Regions from separate parts of the Homo sapiens genome. Here region 1 is linked to region 2. A link is an interaction called in ENCODE POLR2A ChIA-PET data of the cell type or tissue named here. Cell type or tissue: PC-9. All regions are shown on one strand. Links, peaks and the distances in the headings refer to the core of each region. The heading gives the core; the rest is flanking DNA. Region 1 has its middle 150 kb from the start of LINC01522. Region 2 overlaps LOC105372639 (a long non-coding RNA gene).

Evidence for each region. ChIA-PET counts read pairs that join two places held together with the same protein. Peaks named below come from ENCODE experiments on the same cell type or tissue, not always from the same donor. Only the 100,000 strongest peaks of a DNase experiment are listed, where the experiment ranks them.
Region 1: POLR2A ChIA-PET joins it to region 2 with 26 read pairs; 4 of 35 experiments call an interaction of 5 or more read pairs at or near these places.

Annotation. Positions count from the first base shown.
Region 1 is chr20:48,135,883-48,144,249 of GRCh38, reverse strand. No RefSeq gene overlaps it. Among named protein-coding and RNA genes, the nearest start is that of LINC01522, 150 kb to the right of the region's middle. In PC-9, for the core only: no CTCF peak of the experiment used is centred there; a DNase peak (open chromatin) is centred at 4,629; H3K27ac peaks cover 757 bases.
Region 2 is chr20:48,031,317-48,039,683 of GRCh38, reverse strand. The region is part of intron 1 of LOC105372639 (a long non-coding RNA gene); the gene reads right to left. Among named protein-coding and RNA genes, the nearest start is that of LINC01522, 45 kb to the right of the region's middle. In PC-9, for the core only: no CTCF peak of the experiment used is centred there; DNase peaks (open chromatin) are centred at 3,523 and 4,703; H3K27ac peaks cover 2,593 bases.

The DNA.
Region 1 (8,367 bases), core at 47-8,046, 100 kb before region 2:
AGCCCTGACATCTGCAATTCTGCATCAGAACGTCCCTGACATTTGATGAGCTGCCCTTGTCATAAAACCATCTAGTTACTGTGCCTTTGGATCTAGGGCATCATCCATCTGCTTCTGGAAATTTCAATTACGTTATGTAAGCCGTGAGGTGCTTGCTTACAATTTATTCACCTTTCCAGAATTTTCATTTCCTCTTACCCATGATGGGCCCGCAGGTTCCAGCCAACCAGTTGCCACCCTGCTCTGCTCTGGAGACATGGCATCAGCAGCCTCCATCTCTTTGAAAAACGGTAGGGTAGCACCTGATGTTGGCTCGGGATCTAAAATTACTAATCAAGGCCAACATCAGATGTAGAAACAGCTGAAGATGTTCATACCCCAGGATCATCCTCAATATGGCTAAATGAACATATTTGAGTGGCCCTTGGCAACGGAGACACAATGACAGAATCGCAGCTCCATCTGCCACCACCCCCTCCCACCGGCAGGTGCCCAAAGAGGGGCATGCCCTGGCTGGATTATTTACATACATTTACATATTCTATGTTTCATTATTAGCATACATTTACTATCCTTTTTGTTATAAAACTAAAGATAATCTTCCCACGTTTTATTTTCTGTCAAGTGTATTCCGTTGTATTTACGTCTGATGCAACTCCACTGTAATCCTAACAATAAAGCTATCTGCTCTTGAGGGCACTCTGAGAGGTTTGAAAGAGCACTAGCTGACAATGAAAAGCCTGCCTGCTGGAGCCATCTCTTTCATTTACTGACTCTGTGACTTTGGAGAAGTCATCTAATATTTCCGAGCCATAGGTCCTCTTTTTTCTAGACTAGTGGTTCTCAACTGGGGGTAATTTTACTCTTAGAGGACATTTGGCAATGTCTGGACACATCTTTTTGGCTTGTCACAATTGAGAAGGGGAGGGTGCTACTGGCATCTAGTGGGTAGAGGCCAGGGATGCCGACAAACATCCTACAATGCCCAGGACAGCCCCACCACAGAGAATCAACCAGCCCAAAATGTCAACAGTGCTGAGGTTGGTAGACTCCAGTGTAGATGACTCCAGTGTAGACATACAAAAGGCATGAAAAATATTACCATGAATATCCATGTTTCTAGCTTCCAGACATGAGGAGAGGGTTGAAGCCCTCTGCGTGTGTGCTGCCAAACCCTTGGAGTACCTGCCTCCAAGTGCATGTCCCTCCTTCCCCAAGCAGTAGCCACCATGCTCAGTTACACAGTTATCACTCCCATGTACACCACTGACAAGAAGGAAACGATTATAGCACATCAGCCTTATTTAAGAGCTAACATAAGGAACATTTGTCTGAGACATAAAGCCCAAGAAAATGTTGCAAATATCCCCTAACAAAATTTACAAATGGGGGGATTACGATGGTTTCATTTTCTTTTCCTATTGCCCCTTTCAGCGTTCAGAGTAGAAATCCTTCCACCTCCTTCGACAGATGCAGAAATGACGTCCAGAGAGGTTACATGACTTTTCCCTGACTGCACAGCAAGTTAGACCCAAGCTGGGCTCAAACTCCAGTCCTCAGAGTCAACTTTTGGCATCACCATGTGAGTCCAGCTTGGACACACTTTCAAAGACTTGGAGCCACAGGAGTTAATGGAAGTTGATCTGGGCTTCTCACCCGGGTTAGCAGCTGTGCGCGCTCTTGCTCGCTCTCTCTTTCTCTCTCATGCTTATGTGAAAAGCATTTTGCCCGGACTTGCCTGCCTCCCCACAAGTGGCCATTTCATTTTGTAGAGTAGCATTGAGGCAGGCTTCTCTCCAGAGGGAGAGAAGATTGAAGCCTGCTCCAAAGGCATTTGCCCTTTCAGGCCAGCCCCCTGCGGAGAGCCGGAGCTCACAGGAACAGCAATTGGGCTGCCTCTCCTGTTCCTTTTTGTTCCTCATGAAAAAAGGTGAAAAAGAAAGCAATTTCTGAGAAAATGACCTAGGTGATTAGGTACAATCACTTCTCTTTTGCTTTCTGCTCCAGCTGGGAAGCTGCAGTCAGACTGTGTATGAGGAGGGAGGAGGGGGAGGAAGATGGAGAAGAGGGCCCTGGATCTGAGCTGCTGCCCATCCCCTAGGAGGAAGGGACAAGACTGGCTGCAGAGCCACTTCACAGATGACTTCAATCTTTTTTTTTTTTCTATTTATTTAATCCAAGGGATGTACAAACAGATTAGCAAATACTTCTATAAGGTTTCTTACTAAAAAAGCATTTTCTCACTCTCTTTGCCCTCCCCCCCTTTTTTCCACACTCGGGCAATTGCTTTCAACTCTTTTAGCTGAATATGTTGATATTTAAATCTAAGTAGTGTAACCACCCGACAGGCTCATCTTGCTGGCTGCCCAGATAGAGCTGATTTATCAAGACAGGAGAATGGTAATAGCGAATGTTTAATTCATGCAGAGCCAGCTGAGACTGGAGTTGTATTATGACCCACATCAGCCTCCCTGCAAATTCAGGGCTTAGGGATTTTCAAGGATAGTTTGTGGGAAGAGGGTTAGGGAATGGGTGCTGCTGATTGGTTGGGGATGCAATCATAGGGGTGTGGGAAATGGTCCTGGTGTGTTGAGTTTGCTTGTGGGTGGGGCCACAGGACCCAGTGGGTCACAAGTCTCGGGTCCAGGCAGAGTCATCCGGTCTTCAGAAATGCAAAAGTCTGAAAAGACGTCTCAAAAGGTCAATCTTAGATTCTACAATAGTCATGTTATCTGCAGGAGTAATTGGGGAAGTTATGAATCTTGTGACCTCTGGAACAAAGGTGGGTATCCTTTAACTATGCTTACATCTCAGCAGATTCAGGCCCCTCTCATAATCCTAACCTGATGATTTAGTTTTGAGAAAGGGCTATTATCATCCTGGTTTTAAGGTTAAACTACAAACTGAATTTCTCCCAAAGTTAGCTCGTCCCACACCCAGGAATGACCAAGGGCAGTTTGGAGGTTAAAGGCACAATGAGGTTGGTTAGGTCAGATCTCTTCACTGTCAAAATTTTCTCACTGTCTCAATTTTTGCAAAGGTGGTTTCAGTAGCATGCTTGTAAAAAGCCTTGCCATCTTTGAAGTCAAAGCAGGTGACCAAGGAGACGTAAGTGAGTGTTGCCAAGTGAAGGGGCCAGAGTCAGCTGCATGTGCACCAGCAGCCACCTATGCTCATGAGGAACATGCCCATAACGAGGCTGAGTAGAACAAGAGCAGGCACCCATCTTCCTCTTGGCAACATGGAGCCTACATACCACCTCTGGATGCTGACTGCAGATTTCCCTTTTGTAAGACAAGTGAAACTCTCATTGTCTTAGCCATTGTTTAGATTTCTTTCACTGGCAGCCAAACAACCATGAATTGGAACAATGACAAAGTCAAGTGCAAAACATGGCCTTTATTTTACTCACTAGATAAACCTGTCACTGCACATTGTTAAAAAAACAAAATTCCTCTTTGTCATATCATACGATCTGCTGTCCAGTAAAGAGCAGCCTCACAATGACCAGAGACCCTCAGGGGGTGCTGCAGAAGACCTCTCAGGCCCTCAGAATGCCCCTGACAAGGCCACACAGTTCAAAACTCACCTTCACAAAGCATCCCTTTGGATTAGGGAGATGCTCCCTGGATGCTCTTTTGTTTTGAGAAGCGTAAATTTGCATTATGAGACATTCATGCTCTGAAGGACATAACCAAGGAGATGTGGCCAACGGTAACAGGGTGGGGGTGGTGGGCAGGCACTTTCAGATTGGGGAGGAAAATTAGCCAGCCATGATGGGGTGCACCTGTAGTCCCAGCTACTCAGGAGGCTGAGGCATTAGAATTGCTTAAACCTGGGAGGCGTAGGTTACAGTGAGCCAAGATTGCACCACTGCTCTCCAGCCTGGGTGACAGAGTGAGATTTTGTCTCAAAACTTAAAAAAAACAGATTGGGGAGGAGTTTAGTGGTGAGGTGGTGGGGTGATGTCCCTCAGTGAGGGAAGACACCGAGATCAGTCTGAATGTTGAAAATTAACTGGAGTAAGGTGGGGGTGCAGGAAGGGACTGCACTCTAGGCAGAGAGAATAGCAGGTGCAAAGGCCCTGAGGCTTGGATGTGTTTAACACACACAAGCTGTGCATGGTGGAGCTCTGTGGCTGGGGAGGAGGTCTGGAGGTGGGCAATGGCCACGCCATGGCTGTCTGTGGCTGGGAATTTTTTTTTCTTCTAAGTACTCTGGGAAGACCCAGCAGGATTTTAAGCAGAGTCTACGGACACTCCAGAAAGTTCTCACCCACCCCTGGGGAACTCTGCCTTTCCTGCCCCCTTTAACTGAAGTGCCTTTCTCCATTCCCTCTTTCACCTGGCTTACAGGGCTTGACGCTGTTACTTCCAAGAAGTGTTGCCCAACCCATTCTCCATGTCACAGGGCCAGCGCCTCTCAGGGCTCTCAGAGCCCCCAGAGCGCCCTTCCACTTGGACACCTGCCCCATGATTGTCAGAGGCACTTGAACCAGAGCAACTCCATCTTGAATAGGGGCTGGGTAAAATAAGGCTGAGACCTACTGGGCTGCATTCCTAGGAGTGTATGCATTCTTAGTTACAGGATAAGATAGAAGGTTGGCACAAGACATAGGTCACAGAGATTGCACTGATAAAACAGGATGTGGTAAAGAAGCCAGCCCAAACCTGCCAAATCCAAGATGGGGATGGAAGTGACCTCTGGTTGTCCTCATTGCTCATTATACGCTAATTATAATGCATTAGCATGCTAAAAGACACTCCTACCAGCACCATGACAGCTTACAAATGCCATGGCAATGTCCAGAAGTTACCCTATATAGTCTAAAAAGGGGAGGAACCCTCAGTTCCAGGAAATCTCCACCCCTTTCCCAGAAAACTCATGAATAACCCACCGCCTTGTTTAACAGATGATCAAGAAATAACTATGAGTATACTCAGCCCAGCAGCCCATGTCACAGCTCTGCCTATGGAGTAGCCCTTCTTTTATTTCTTTACTTTCTTAATAAACTTGCTTTTGCTTTATTCTATGGACTGGCCCCAAATTCTTTCTTGCATGAGGTCCACGGACCCTCTCCTGGGGCATTGGGACCCCTTTCTGGTAACATTATGTTTCAGTGAGTAACTTCTTGGCCTCCCTTCTCAGAATGTGGGGTCCTTAAGCACAGGACAGGCTGTGTTTGCCTCTAGAGCCCCAGCGTTTGGCTTGGTGGGCTCAGCCCTGGATGCTCCTTAGCACCACTTGGGGGCCCCTGATCCCACATCCAGGCTGCACCCCACACTCTCTGCAGTGGGGCCCAGGCATCAGCATTTTTAAAGCTTCCCAGGAGATGACAAGGCGCTGTCAGGTTGCCCACTAGATGTGCTCCAAGTAAAGGAATGGATGCTGGTCTTCAGAGCGTCTACAATGTCCACACTGCTGCAGTGGGCGTGAATCCAACCCAAAAGCCCAGGCCGGTTAGAAACACCGCTCCTCAGTTTTTCTGTAACTCAACTGAATTTTCATTTTAGGTCCCCATTTGCCTCTGTGGTGGACACTCAGTCTCAGTCGGTATCGAACTCCCCTTTGTGCCAGGACTCCAGCTGGAAGTGGAGGGCATGTGCCCATGGGGATTGCTTAGCGAGTGGTAAGGGGCTCAGCAGGAGGGAGAGTGCAAGCGCCTGGGACCAGGAATTGGAGAGGTAGGGGCTGTTGCTCGCTTGGGTCCAAAGGATCCCCGGAAGGGGTAGGTGATATAGGCTGGGAGAGGAGAGTCAAGTGGAGAACGTGGCCTGGGAGGCAGCTGGGGTCTCTAGTCAAGGGACATAGCCAGGCCATGTTTACCCCACAGGCACAGTCTGTGATGTCAACTCCCTGCCCTCCCGCAGCCGCCTGCAAAGCCCCCAGCAGCCACACCCAGAAGCCAGAGGCCACAAGGGCCATGCTGTGGTACATATGTATCAGCCTCCCAGGACAGAGAGCGGGAGGGAGGAAGGGTGGGTGGACCTGGTGGGACAAGGTGAAAATGCCCAGCAACCCCCTCCCCCAGATCACACTCACCATCTCAGGCAGGGTTGAGTAATGCCAGGTGAAAGCACTGGGGGTGGGGACTAGTACACAGTTTCACCTGTACACCCTGAAATACACGGAGATGTCTGCAGGGACAATGTTCAAATATCCACACAGCACAGTCATGACCAGCCAGAACACTGGTCAGGAACTGAGGCTCACGGTGCTCCAATGCTGGTGGATGCTGAATCCCCTAGTTCTGGTCTGCACTGGGGCATCGCCCTCCCTCCACACCCAGCTAGGTACTTGAAGATCATCCTGCCGCCTCTGCAAACACTAGGAAATGGCAGACCTTATCTGCAATATGTCTTAAATGTGATTTTGAAATTTCATGTCTAAAAATCTGCTCTCATGAATAAATGATCAACTTCTACATGATCACACCTTGGAGGAAAGTTCGTAAGTAAGAATGTGCCCAGTGTCCTGGAAGCAGAAAGAAGCAAGGAGAGGCAGAGGACTGAATTTCCACCTCTGTAGACCTGAATTATGAGCCCTAGCTCGGAACTGGGTGCTGCAGCCCTTGAACAGTCCAGGCAGATGCTGGGAACACCCCAGTGACTGCTGCGCCAGGAGCTGAGTCCAGCAGCAGAGAGGGTGGGCACAGGCTGGGATATGGCGCGACATTGCCTTCATCTGCCTGAGAATACCCACAGCTCCTCTCGGTCCTGGTGGCCTCTGGTAAGTCTCAGCAGGTTCCTAGGCATGAGGATGGGGTTTTGACTGCCGCAGGAGCCTAGCTGGGCAAGTGGCTGGCGATGACTGGCGTAAGCTGGGACCACAGAGGAAGGAGGGATGGGGAGGAAGGAGGAATGGGGGAGGCTTTCTGAGCTGAAATAAATGTCAGAGAGCATCAGCAGGTGCTACTGGCATTTGAAAGCATTGCAAGAGACTTAATGTCCTTGATCCCGTCCCCTGGAATGCCAGCAGTGCCTTTCAGCTATTGTGACAACAAAAACATCACCTTATGTTTCCACAAGCCCCTGAGAAGGTGGGCCTCTTCTGGCCTACACACCATCTACCTATTTTATAAGTGAGAGCAAGATGGGATAGTGAGATGGGATAGTCCCTACCTCTTCCCTTCGCAGGCGGGAACTGGAGCAGCTTGTTTTACTCAGCTTATTGCTGGCCACTCTTCATGCTGGAACCGTCCGGCTGCTCCTCTCTGGCGGGAGCAGACTCTGTGCAGACCCCGCAGTAGAGTCCAAGCGTGTTACAACCCATGCTCTTTCAGCTCTGCTGTCCAGGGATGGCCAAGTACCAACCGACTCAGTGGAGGGTCAGGGTGACAGCCCTTGCCCTCTTGGCACCCGGGTTCTTGTCCGACGAACCAGGAAGAACCAGGTCACATGAACTGTTTGAAGGGTGATGAATGTAGAAGACTTTATTGAGCAGCGAGCAGCTCTCAGTGGAAAGGGAGGCTGGAAAGGGGATGGGAAGGTGGTCTGTCCCTGGAACCCAGCCGTCTCTGGCCAGGCCCCTCTCTAAAACCACAGTATCTGAAGTTAGCTGCATCTATCTCCAACCTCCGATGCTCAGTTGCTTCTCTGCTCGCTGTTCAGCCACTTCTATCCTCGACGCTCAGCCATTTGCGTTGCTTTGCCAGCTGAAGTCTTTAATGGGCACAGGATAGGGGCGGGGCAGGTAAAAAAGGCAACATTTGGGGGGAAAAAGGAGGTCAGCTGTTTTCACTTAGGGCCATGATTCCAGGCTTAAGGGTAAGGTTTAGCTGGGAATCCAGCCTTTCTGTATCAAGAGCACATTCTAGAAATGCCATCGTCTGTGTTGCAGCCTGGGGAGAGCCAGGACTATACCCCAGGTCTTCTACTGCTCCTGGTCCTACCATCATCCACTTTATTACAGTAGAGCTGATCATAAGGGGGTGAAATTTCCATAGGGTTAGTAAGATCTTCTAGCGACAATTACAGCAGTCATAGTAGTCATTGACATTCTTGGTGGTCTACAAAACAGCCATCACCTCCTGCTTCTTCTCTGCACAGAGATCCCCAATTTTGTGTCAAGAAAAGAGATGGGGATCTCAAAATCTCAGAGAAGCTAGCCTGTCTTCAGTCACAGAGGATTAATCTGGCTTAAAACCACCATGGTTCACCCTTTCCTTTTGCCAGTGACTGGTGCAGGAGTTGCCATGTGAATCTGTTCTGGCTAATGAGGTGTAAAGAGAAGTATGTTGGGCGGTTGCCCACTTTGAAATAAAAATTGACAAAATCTCATGACAGAGCTTTTTAACCCTGATTCTTTTACCTTTCTAGGGATGGGAGAGCTGGAGCTTGTCAGCCATCTTGTGACCATGAGGATGCG
Region 2 (8,367 bases), core at 345-8,344:
TGCCTTTCCCCAAGATATTAGCCTGTCTCCCACCTTTGTGGCCTTCAGGTCTCTGCTCCATGACAGCTTTCTCTGAGGATCCCCACTTCCACCCAACCCCCCTTCCTGGCTTCATTTTCCCACTCAGCATCAGCCTCCTCCTGGTACACACAAGACACATTCTGTCTTTTTTTTTTTTTTTTTTTTTTGAGACGGAGTCTCGCTCAGTCGCCCAGGCTGGAGTGCAGTGGCGTGATCTCGGCTCACTGCAAGCTCCGCCTCCCGGATTCAGGCCATTCTCCTGCCTCAGCCTCCCGAGTAGCTGGGACTACAGGCGCCCGCCACCATGCCCAGTTAATTTTTTTGTATTTTTAGTAGAGACGGGGTTTCACTATGTTAGCAGGATGGTCTTGATCTCCTGACCTCATGATCCACCCATCTCGGCCTCCCAAAGTGCTGGGATTACAGGCATGAGCCACCGTGCCCGGCCACATTTTGTCTTTTTATTGATTGTCCTTGACCGGAGCATGAGCTCCATAGCATCAGAACCTTGGTTTTGGATCCCCTGCTTTAGACTTTGAGTGAAGAACAGTGCCTGGCACATTGCAGACACTCAGTAACCTCTTGAATGAATGAATGAATGAATGAGGGGTTAATTGGGAAACCAAGCAAAACAGAGGGTTCCTTGGAGCCTTAAATGCCAAGGGAAAGGCGACATGTGAACCTCAGGGTGTCTATATACAGAAAACACCAAAACCACAGAGTTTTATCAGACTGTGTCGTTAGCACCTCCCAATCTTTGTGCTTTTTAAAGAAACCATGAAACATAGTTTCCACCTTGGCATGTGCTTTTTGTTGTTGTTTTGTTTCGAGATGGAGTTTCACTCTGTTACCCAGACTGGAGTGCAGTGGCATGATCTCGGCTCACTGCAACCTCCACCTCCCGGGTTCAAGCAATTCTCGTGCCTCAGCTTCCCGAGTAGCTGGAACTACAAGTGGGTCCCACCACGCCCAGCTAATTTTTTGTATTTAGTAGAGATGGGGTTTCACCATGTTGCCCAGGTTGTTCTTGAACTCCTGAGCTCAGGAAATCCACACTTCAGCCTCCCAAAGTGCTAGAATTACAGGCGTGAGCCACTGAGCCCGGCCTTGGTGTGTGGGTTTTAATCAGCCTTTCTTTGCCTGCTCAGCAGCTACTGGAGCTCCTGGGTCCCCCAGATGCCCGACTAGTCATGGAGCCCTTTTCCCTTTGGAGAAAACGAGGCTGACATGAGCAGTTGCTGTGCTGCCTTTGTCAGTCAGGACCAAGACACACAGCACCAAATGTCAGCCAAAGATGAGACTCCTGCAACAAGGGGCTAATTGGTTGAAACATTTTGCGTAATTGGAAGATGAGGTTAACAGCAATAAGGAAAATTCAGGTGGATGTCCAAGGGTTTATGAAGCAGACGCTGAAAAATAAATAGATCAGAGGGCGTCCAACTAGCCCCGCCTGACTCTGCTATTTCTTGGATAGTGATGGTGCCACAGAGAGGATGTGTGTTTGCTTAAAATCAAGGGCTGTGGAATTGGGTCAGGGACTTGGGTTGAAATCCAGCTGCCAGCTCTCCAGCTGTGTGACCTTGACAAGGCCCGCCCCCTGACCTTTCCCCAGTCTGTAAAGTGGAACAACATTCATAAGAAGCGTGACTGCCTTAGGGGCTGCAGGAGGGTCCATAATCCACAGGAGACTAGACCACTTGGGGGTTTCCAGGCCACACACACACAGGGCACTTTCTCACACAGGGCTCTGCTGGCTGGATACTCGCGTGCTCCAGGGAAGCCACTCGTCCACCCCATGGGGTGGGTACTGCCGCTCTCCTACTTTCCGGAGGAGGGAACCAGGCATGCAGAGGGAGCCTCTTGCCCACGGCACACAGCAAAAGCCCCAGCGTCCTGAGCTCAGGGGCCGGCCCCATCCCACTGACAGGTTTGCTTCTATGAAAGGATCATTTTCCCTCCCGCTGTTGGCTTGTTTGATCATCAGACACTGATGTCTGGGCCATTCCTTGAGCCCTAAATCTGAGGAGTCTGAAAGGTTGATGCCCAGGCAGCTTGGGGGTGCCAAGAAGACCTAGTTTCCTGACATCCCACCCCAGACCCAGGGCGGGGTGAACGGCCGTCTAAGGAGCCAGTGTCAGCCAAAGCAAAGGCACCGTGAAGGCTATACTAGGGGTCATTGCTCAGTGACAATGTCACATGATGCAAAATTCATGGGATAATGGAAAAGAAATTTTCTGCAGGTCATGAGAGGTCAGCTTTTCCTGAAAACCCAAATGCGTAGAGAGGAAGAAGGTGGGGACAAAGCACAAGCAGCACTTTTTAAAAGAGAGGAAGAAAGAGAAAAATATTTATGTCACTTGTTCCTGGAAGAGTTCATGAAATTACAGAAATTTTTAAATCCCCAAAATGGATCTTGGACAACTGCGCCCCTCCCAGGTTTAACTCCATGGTCAGAGGCTGGCAGAAGGCTCTCCCAGTTACAGGATCTGGCACCAGCCTGTCCTCAGTGAGACCTGCAGGGTTCAGGAGAATTCACCTTAGCCCTTTGCTGAACCCCTGAGTCTCAGCTGCTCCCAATGCTGCAGACATAGGCACCTCAGAAGATCCCTGGCATGAGGAGTTGGCTCCTTCAGGAAATGCCCTCACTTTCCGAGTCTGGTCATGCCACAGGTAGGTTTATGAACAAGATGGTTTGAACAAGAGAAGTCAGTGTTCTTGTCCTAGAACTTTTTTTTTTTTTTTTGAGAGAGATTCTTACTCTGTTGCCCAGGCTAGAGTGCAGTGGCACAATTTTGGCTCACTGCAGCCTCCCCCTCCCAGGTTCAAGCGATTCTCCTGCCTCAGCCTCCCAAGTAGCTGGGGTTACAGGTGTCTGCCAGCATGCCCTGCTAATTTTTGTATTTTTAGTAGAGACAGGGTTTTGCCGTGTTGGCCAGGCTGGCCTTGAACTCCTGACCTCAGGTGATGCACTCGCCTTGACCTCCCAAAGTGCTGGGATTGCAGGCATAAGCCACCACTCCCAGCTTGTCCTAGAACTTTTATCCTAGTTTAAAGCTTATGCTATCCTTTTATGTAGGTTATTAATAATTATCACTAATATTAATAATAAAACAGAATTATTAAGGATGATAATCATTTCATTATAATTAATACCTAGATATTAATACATTAATAATAACATCATTACTTTAATTCTTTACAAAATCGTGCAAAATAGCTCTCACAAGCTACATTTAGTTTGATGTAGTTTGTAGGAGGATGTCAGGGAATTCTTACAACTCTACCTTATTGTAGATGAAAAAATAAAACTGGGCACAGAGAGGGGAAGTGACTTGCCTGAGGACACACAGCAAGTAAGGGACTGAGCTGAAGCCTGGGCCTGGCTCCTCTCCTATGTCCAGGCTGGCTACTGGTGGGAAGAGGAGCACTGGAATGGGAGTTAGGCGCTCTACATTCTCCCCGGCTTCCTCCCCAACTAGCCCTGGGGCCTTGAGTAGGTCACTCCTTCTCAGGCCTGAGTTGTACCACTGTTGACATGCAAGCAAATGAATCATGGAGCAACATAATGCCCCAGGATCTTTTTATCTCTGTTATTCTGAGACACCAACAGCTCAGCCTCCAGCTCTCTTTGGTGATTTCTCCAGCTCACCCTCCATTCTCCCCACTCCCACACCTAAGGAATCCTTATCAGTAATTTTATTCTACCTTTGGTAAGACAATTGCAGACAATAACTAATGCATTCTCCCCATATAATAGACAGAGGAACTTTTTAATTATTTAAATATTTTAAAAGATCAAAACGCTATAAACAGGAGCAAAGTCCCCCCTCATCATCTCCTTCCTGGGCCTGACCCCACTCCATAACTGCCCATGGTGTTGATATCAGTGTGCTGGTGTCCAGACCTGATTCCCCAGTTCTACCTATTTGTGTGCCTATAAAGACAAGACCATATTTTTGTATGCACATGTTTCTATAGATGGCTTCTCACATCACATATGGTCTAGCATCTTGCTTTTCCCCCCTCAACCAGATGCACTAGAGACCTGTCGGCCTTGCTGCATACAGATACCTCCTCCCTTATACCTGCTGTGGTCTGTATGTGTCTATGTCTGGAGCTAACCCCCATGTATTAGTTCGTTCTCACACGGCTATAAAGGCATACCTGATACAGGGTAATTTATAAAGAAAACAGGTTTGATCAGCTCAAGGTTCTGTGGGCTGCACAGCCTTCTGCTTCTGGGGAGGCCTCAGGAAACTCACAATCATGGCAGAAGGCGGAAGGGAAGCAGGCATATCTTCACATGGCCAGCAGAAGACAGAGAGTAAGGAGGTGCTACACACTTTTAAACAAGCAGATCTCAGGAGAGCTCTAATCACAAGAACAGCAAGGGGTAAGTCTGTCCCCATGATTCAGTCACCTGCCACCAGGCCCCTCCTCCAACATTGAGGATTACAATTTGACATGAGATTTGGATGGGAACACAGAGCCAAATCATATTACCCTAGTTCATATCACCTTTCCCCTAAGGATGGACACTTAGGCTGTGAGTGGTCATGAGGACGTTTGTGAACTAGTTCCGATTCTCTGCCCTCTGGGCAGGTGGCAGTGCAACTGCCCTTCTCTGCCCTGCACTGAAGGTAGTCATGATCTTGGGACTTAATATTGAGCAATGAAGTGAAAGCACAAGTCCTATGTGTCACTTCCAGGCAGAAGCTTAAGAGGCAGTCCCTGATCTTCCAGGTGCCCTTTGTCCTGCCTGGGCTGTCACAGGAGCATGAAGAGAAAGTCACCCTCTACAGGATCCCTGAGTGGGCATGACGTAGAGCAGAAGCCCCACCTACCTGAGGCACATGCAGCATGAGTGAAAAACAACATCAGGGCCAGGCGCGCTGGCTCACGCCTGTAATCCCAGCACTTTGGGAGGCCGAGGCGGGCGGATCACGAGGTCAGGGGATCGAGACCATCCTGGCTAACACTGTGAAACCCCGTCTCTACTAAAAATACAAAAAATTAGTCGAGCGTGGTGGCGGGTGCCTGTAGTCCCAGCTACTCGGGAGGCTGAGGCAGGAGAATGGCGTGAACCCAGGAGGCAGAGCTTGCAGTGAGCCGAGATCGTGCCACTGCACTCCAGCCTGGGTGACAGAGTGAGACTCTGTCTCAAAAAATAAAAAAAAATAAAAAAATTAAAAACCTTAGCTGTTCAAGCCCCTGGTATTTTTGTGGTGCTTGTTTTTTTTCTTTCTTTGTTTGTTTGTTTTTATGAGATGGAGTCTCGCTCTGTGGCCAGGCTGGAGTGCAGTGGTGTGATCTCAGCTGACTTCAACCTCCACCTCTCGGGTTCAAGTGATTCTCCTGTCTCAGCCTCCCAAGTAGCTGGGACTACAGGCACGCACCACCACCACGCCCAGCTAATTTTTGTATTTTTAGTAGAGACGAGGTTTCATCACGTTGGCCAGGATGGTCTCGATCTCTTGACCTCGTGATCCTCCTGCCTTGGCCTCCTAAAGTGCTGGGATTACAGGCGTGAGCCAGCGTGCCCAGTCATGGTGCTTATTACTGTGGCATAAGCTAGGCTGTTCTGACTGCTGTAAATTATTTTGGGGTGGACTGAATAATTGTGCCCCCAAAGCTGTTCACATCCTAATCCACAGAATCTGTGAATGTTATCTTACATGACCAAAGGGACTTTGCAGATACAATTAAGAATATTAAGATGGAAAGATTAACCTGGATTGTCCACAAGGGCCTAATGTAATCTCAGGGATCCTTATAAGACGGGGGAAGGTCTCTGAGGAATCACCACACTGCTTTTCACAATGGTCGAACTAATTTACACTCTCACTAACAGTGTATAAGGGTTCCTTTTTCTCTGAAACCCCACCAACCACTTGTCGTTTTTGACTTTTTAATAGTAGCCCATCTGACTGGTGTGAGATGATATCTCACTGTGGTTTTGATTTGCATCTCTCAAATGATTAGTGATATTGAGCTTCTTCTCATATGCTTCTTGGCCGCATGTATTCTTTTTTTGTTTTTTTGTTTTTTTTTGAGATGGAGTGTCGCTCTGTCCCCCAGGCTGGAGTGCAGTGGTGCAATCTCAGCTCACTGCAAGCTCCGCCTCCGGGTTCACGCCATTCTCCTGCCTCAGCTTCCCAAGCAGCTGGGACTACAGGTGCCTGCCACCATGCCCGGCTAATTTTTTTTTTGGATTTTTAGTAGATAGAGGTTTTTACCATGTTAGCCAGGATGGTCTCGATCTCCTGACCTCGTGATCTGCCCGACTTGGCCTCCCAAAGTGCTGGGAATCCAGGTGTGAGCCCCTGCGCCCGGCCGGCCACATGTATTCTGTGGTGGCATGCGTCTGTTCTGGGTATGTACCCAGAGGAATACACATCATTCTATCATAAAGACACATGCACTTGTATGTTCACTGCAGCACTATTCACGACAGCAAAGACATGAAACCATAAATGGTAGACTGGATAATGAAAATGTGGTACATATACACCACGGAATACTATGCAGCCATAAAAAAGAACAAAATCATGTCCTTTGCAGGAACATGGATGGAGTTGGAGGCCATCATCCTCAGCAAACTAATGCAGGAACAGAAAACCAAATAACATGTTTTCACTTATAAGTGGAAGCTAAATGATAAGAACACATGGACACATAGAAACAGCAGACACTGGGATCTATCAGAGGGTGGAGGGTTGGAGGAGGTGGAGGATCAGGAAAAAATAACTAATGGGTACTAGGCTTAATACCTGGACGATGAAATAATCTGTACAACAAACCCCCATGACACAAGTTTATCTATATTATAAAACCTACACATGTACCCCTGAACCTAAAATAAAATTTTTTTGTTTGTTTGTTGTCGTTGTTGTTGTTTTTTAGAGGAAGAACGAGCACAGTGTCTCACTCCTGTAACATCAGCACTTTGGGGAGGCCGAGGCAGGCAAATCAGTTCAGGCCAGGAGTTCAAGACCAACTTGGCCAACATGGCAAAATCCCATCTCTACTAAAAATACAAAAATTAGCTGGGCATGGTGGCATGCACCTGTAATCCCAGCTACTCAGGAGGCTGAGGCATAAGAATCTCTTGAACTGGGGAGATGGAGGCTGCAGTGAGCCAAGCTAGCGTCACTGCACTCCAGCCTGAGCAACAGAGTGAGACTCTGCCTCAAAAAAAAAAAAAAAAAAAAAAAAAAAAAGGAGGAAGAGGGGACAGAGTCAGAAACTAGTGATGTGGCAACAGAAATAGAGAGAGAGAGAGAGATTGGAAGATGCTCCATTGCTGCCTTTGAAGATGGAGGATAGGGCCATGAGCTAAGGAATGCAGGTGGTCCTTGGAAGCTAGAAAAGGCAAGGAAATGGATTCTCCCCAAGAGCAGCCTTGTCAACCCATTTCAGACTCCAGAACTGTAAGAGAATAAACGGGTGTTGTTTTAAGACATGAAGTTTATAATGATTTGTTACAGAAAGAATAAGAAACTAATACATCTTCCAAATTTTTGTAAAACAAACTATGTTCAATGAACATCCCTCCAAATCTCTTGGCTATATATGAGTGTTTCCCAAATTAGACTTTTAAACGAAGGATATATCCTCTAAAAGTGTATGTTCTTTTTTAAGAATTAAAATGAACTTCCTGCTAAAGAAAATTGTATTCAAAATTTCTGAAATATCTGAGGTTAAATACAGAATACTACTTAATAATCCATCACTCCCTGTTTAATATGAAGCTCCAGGTAATTGACATCCATTCTCCCCATCTGATATTTTTATTGAATTAGGCACAGTCATAGTTTGTGGTTAGGCTGGGGATGGTGAATTTTGTTTCTTGGCCCAAAAGAACTCACAGAGAACCTCTTGCTGAGAAGAGACAAATTTGGAGTCCTCTTCCCCTGCCCCCTTCCCTGTATTTATTTGCCCTGATCATACATGTGCACCCTCTATTGCCTGTAGATAGGCAGCTGCAGGAAATGGCAGGACAATCATCTTACAGGGTATGCCGTGGTCTCAGAACCCCAATGTCATTTTGCATTTTGCTCCCCTGTATTTAGCCCAGGAGTGGGTTAGGGAAAGTCACAAACTGCCAGTGGAATGAAATCTTCAACCTTCCCAACCTTTGTCCAGACCTGTCTCCTATTCCCCGCATTTATGGCTAAAACTTGTTTTCTTTTTATTTTTCTCCCTGGGAACCCTGAGATGGAGCAGGCCTATGGACTAGGCAAGATTCTTAATGGCTGGTTTGATTGATCAGGCCTCAGCTGTTCTCTCATTTTCGTATACAAAGGTTACCTAGCTCCAGAAACAATCAATGGATCACTAATGTAT